Linked DNA regions of Homo sapiens: region 2 is linked to region 1. The links are chromatin loops, found by intact Hi-C in ENCODE. Cell type or tissue: endothelial cell of umbilical vein. All regions are shown on one strand.

What was found. Peaks named below come from ENCODE experiments on the same cell type or tissue, not always from the same donor. Only the 100,000 strongest peaks of a DNase experiment are listed, where the experiment ranks them.
Region 2: a loop joins it to region 1, with 8 times the contacts of the local background. A loop is called at or near these places in 1 of 110 quality-filtered maps.

Annotation. Positions count from the first base shown.
Region 1 is chr12:77,979,545-77,982,044 of GRCh38, reverse strand. The region is part of intron 5 of NAV3 (neuron navigator 3); the gene reads right to left. Among named protein-coding and RNA genes, the nearest start is that of NAV3, 150 kb to the right of the region's middle. In endothelial cell of umbilical vein, no CTCF peak of the experiment used is centred here; a DNase peak (open chromatin) is centred at 1,114; H3K27ac peaks cover 1,503 bases.
Region 2 is chr12:78,880,982-78,883,481 of GRCh38, reverse strand. The region is part of intron 1 of SYT1 (synaptotagmin 1); the gene reads right to left. Among named protein-coding and RNA genes, the nearest start is that of SYT1, 17 kb to the right of the region's middle. In endothelial cell of umbilical vein, no CTCF peak of the experiment used is centred here; no DNase peak of the experiment used is centred here.

The DNA.
Region 1 (2,500 bases):
TCAGTTTTTATAACTCTTCATCTATATTAAGAAATTTTATAGAAAATCATTTTAGAATCATCCTTGTTTCTGGCCCTATCTATTTACCCTCAGTCTTGGAGTCACATAAACATATCACAAGAGAAGAAATCCCTATTCAGAATCCGTATATAGTGAGACATGTAGTACTCTTGATTCCCAAAGAAAGAAAAAAGCATGCCTAATTATGATATCACATTTGTTTCTTCTAAAAGCACCATTCACAAGGAAACAAAGAGGAATATAAAGAAACAAAACTCAGAGTATAAAATAAGGCATTTCTTGGGTTTGAGTTTTAGTAGGCAATTTTTACCTCCCAATTTTTTCTTCTATAATACAGTATTATGTTAAAAAGACAGAAATTATTTCCTTTCAAATTCACTGAAAATGGCTTGAGAAAAAAAATCGGGAATAAAGTACCCAAGATATACTATAATTAAATATATTTTTTAAAGTTTAATGCTAAGGAATTTTAGACAAAAGAACAAACTTTAAAGACAGTTAAATACATTCACTAAGGGTTTTTAAGACTGAGATAGATGGAAATAAATTTCTTTATGTGTCCTATGATTGCTTGGGATAGAAATGAAACCATATATTCAGAATTAAGATTTAAAGAGCTCCTTAAACCAAATTCTTTCTTTAGTATAAAGACTTCTGCAGGATCCTTGTGAACTGCTATAAAATGATAACTAACATGCTATTAGCACTAAGAAAGAGAGAGATATTTAGCCACTTCTGCAAATATATCTTTAGTACCTCAAAACTATATGTGGTCCTTAAAAAATATTAAAGGCATTTTGCAAAAAGTGTCCTCACTGCAGAGTATATCATAAAATACGTTCTCCTTTTGCTAAGAGTTCACTGAAAACAGTTATTGCCTAATCCATAAATAAGTCAGAAACAGCTTTTATCCACATGTGTTTCTTTTTAGTAACCGGGTGGCTGAAATATCATCTGAATTGCATTTGGGACAGGTTACTGTGATAACTTATCCTTTTAGTGAAATACGGTATGAAAATATGTTATAACCTCTGTCTTATCTTAAATTTCCACAGGCAGTTAATAAGGCCACCTGCATGGTCTGCTTTTGTGGGATCTCAAAACAGTAACTAAAGAGGGAGAGGCCTGTGTAAGATATTACAGCATCAAAGTCTCTTGCTCTTTTAGGAATGTCAAACTTCAAGATAAAGGAGAATTCAGGAAATGAGGCTCATATTTCTTTTACAATATCACCATAAATTAGATTTTCCACAATGCTGTTACTTACACATAGCTCAAAGTACTACGCTACAATGCTGTTCTGTGGATGTTTCCCATTTTCAATTTTTAGTTTGGAGTAAAATTACATCTCAATACATTCAGAGCTTCATTCCAAAAGTTCATTTGAATGCAACCACCTTAAAAAAATTGGAACTTGAATACTGGTAGAAAAAGTTATTTTGTCAAACTAAAAATTTAAACCAACTTAGGCAAAGACCACACAGATCAGTGAAAAATCAGATTATTTAATACTTCTAAATACTTAAAAAGCATTGTAGTCATCATAAAATATGTTAAATTATTTCTTAATACATATATTCAGGAAAATAACTTTTATTACATTTAAAAGATGAATATCTATAAAGTATGTGAAGATTTGTGAGAAAATCTAGTCTATCAAGTCCTTATAATTGGGCTGCTCTCCATTTAATGCAAAGAAAATATAATCATCAATACAATCATAATCAAACCAGCCCAATTGTCCCATAGAACTGACGTTTATGGTTTCTTTTGAATAAACATAGAAATTGACCCCTCCAGTCTTAAAACTTGAGAAACTTACGGTTGTCTTATCTGGGTTTTTTTCTTGGGAAACCAACCATCAGGCAACCCAAATAGTGTCAAGGAACTGAAACTTATCAGATAATTATATCTGGACAATAAGACGCCAAGCCCCTCATCTGTCATGATTGCTTAACTGACCACCTGCTTCCTGTTGACCAATTCCTCTTCCTTATCCCTCCCTCATTCCTGTTTTCCCACACATAGTTACATTTCTTCCTTGCCATATAAACCCCTAATTTTAGTTGGATTTGAGACTGGTATCCCTTCTCCTCAGCTGCAGCACCCAGTTAAAGCCTTTTTCTCTGGCAATACTCGTTCTCTCAGTAAGTGGCTTTCTGTGTAGCACACAGCAGGACCTAGACCAAATCTCTGGCATTTCAGTAACAATATTAGTAAGCAGTGACTGGGGTCACAAAACATCTCTGATGGGTGAGCGTTGTTCTAGAGCCTGCCACACAGCAGAAAGAGAAGGCTTTTTTTTTTTTTTCTTTTTTTTTTTTCGTTTCACATCTTATGAGACTGAGAGATCAGTCAGAAAGAGGGAGGCACTTGGGGTGGTCAGAAGTAGAAGCATAGAAAAGGGCACATAAAGAGGTGTATGTTGAAAGTGTGCCCTTGACTAATGGTTAAAGTCTCATAAGCAAGATAAGTTACT
Region 2 (2,500 bases), 900 kb before region 1:
CTTGGAAGAGAAGACTTGACTACATCTAATATCAGTTCATGAAGGCTTATTACCAAAACCACACATTAAAGTATTACACTTATTCAAAAGAAATATATAAGTGAGTGAGAAACGAATGAAAAAATCAAGAAGGATGATACTTCAGTGATATCCACCAAAGATTTTTAAGTACTACTTAGTATGTGCCATGTATTGCTAGGTCGGTACTGGGGAAAAAATTGCAAACAATATAGAAATGGTTCCTGCAATCATAGAGGACTTAACTCAATCTTATTTTTTGCATTGTGTCAATAAACATCAATTGTTCACTGTTATAACATTATAATTTAGTGTATTACTGTTCGAAGAAATTACAGAAATACACACATAGAATCTCAGAGATTTTTTGACATAGTTATTCTCAACTGGGTAATCAAGTAATAAGATATTTTTTTAAAAAATCATATGACCTTGTATTTCAGTAACAATCTCTACTTTATCTTTAGCTAGAAGATTTATTTTTCACTGCACTTTTTTAGGTAGTTTCTGAAAATGAGTTTTCACACCCAGAGGATGTAAGATCACAGACTGTTCCCATTACAAAGAAAAGAAGCAAACAAGAAAAAAAAATCTATGATGCCATGATTCAGAGAAAAGAGATTATCAAAACAATTGGATAAAAACTCAAGGTTAAAATTTTAGCAATATATATTTAAAGCACTTCTCTACATTCACTTCAGATTTCTGTCAACTAAATTTAGTCTCATCAGTACCCTCACCTATGAGATATGAATTTATAAATATATTTCTTCTTTAAAATCGTTTAAGTTTTCAATATTTTCAAACTTAATGTCTACTTAGGGTTTACCGAAATATTTTCATTTTGTTGCAATTATTTGTTCAAATCTCTCTACCACGCAGAGTTTGCCAATTCTTGGCAGTTCTGGAGGAATTTTGGAAAGCAAATTATTCATACTACTATAATATGAAAAAACTGAATATTTACTCTCAGATATAAATAATAAAAATTTATTTTTAAAGAGTCAGCCATATTACATTGCTGAATTTACAATTTTAGTGTCTAATGATAGTAGATACACTCATAGAGTGATTAAATTTGTATTCAGATTGGATCCAATCACTGTGGAAAGCTCAGCTTTCTATTTTAACCAAGCCTGCTCATCCTCCCTCAAATATACCAGACTACAATATTATTTTCTGTTTCCTCCCCAATACAGAAAACTTCATACTTCTTTAAAGATTAGGGGATAAAGAAAGCATCTATTTAAAGTTCAGTCAATCGCCTATGCATCTTATCATCTCCCCATTCATTCAGCAAACGTTTTTTGAACATCTACTATGTGTCAGGTGTTGAGTGTAACTGGCATTGTGGCTGCTTCCATAGAGCATACATGGCCCCCGACCTCTTATGGTTTATGTTCTTAGTGGCTTCTCCTGGCATTTAATGAATAGTATAATAAATAAATATATAATTGCAAATTGTGCAAATGTTATAAAAAAAATACAGGGTGCTATGGGAAATATAATGGGAGACAAAATTGTCATTGAGAGATCAGAAGTATCCTCTCTGATTTAAGCAGATGCCTGAGGGATGAGTCAAGTTTAGCAAGCCAAAAAAATCATCTTAACATTTCTCTTGTCAAAGATGAGCCCTAGAATCAGCTTCTCAAAGAGAGCTGGTACTCTTCTTCTTTTATCTCCTCTTTTTTTTTCTATCTTTTCCCTTCCTCTGTCCTCTCCTCATCTCCTCTCCTCTTTTCTTCTTTTGAAAGGAAAATTACCAAGCGAAGGTTACTTGGTTTCCCTAGACTGCATGAAGCTTACTCTCCCCAAAGCATAAATGGCTAGTGATATAATCAAGTTTAGCTTTACAAACACAGTTAGAAAATGCCTGATTTCTGTGCATATTTTAGAAGTTTTCCCCCATCAAGGCTAAATATACTCATTCTCTTTTTATTCAACAAGGTTCGATAATGTCTGTTATGTGCCAGACATTCCTCCAGTAAATGGGAATACAAAGAATAAGACACAATCTTTAAACCCAGCGAGTTCAAAACCAAAAGGGGGTGGCTCTATGAACAATAATCCTAAAACAACATGACAAATGTAATGCTGGAAATATGCTGAGAGTATTACATAAGCTTTGAACTACAGAGATGGGTTGGGAAAAATTTCTTTGAGAAACAGACCTAAAAAATAAATTAGAAGTGAAGGGAGCGATATAAAATTGATGTAGTTAAGGGTAGCAGTTGTTCATGGAGAGGGACAGGAGGGAAGTATTTGGGGGTGACAAGTACTGTGACGAGCCAAGCAAAGTCAATTATAATGGGTATATAGGAATGAGAGGCATTTCCTTTTGTTTTCTAATTTTGAGGAAGCTGCATGTGTATGTCAATCAGAAGAATAATCTGATCACATTTGTGTTCAGTGACTTAGGTGACTGTGAGGAAGATGAGTTGGAAGAAAGCAGGACTGTAAGGTAGAAAAGCCAGTTGGAAAA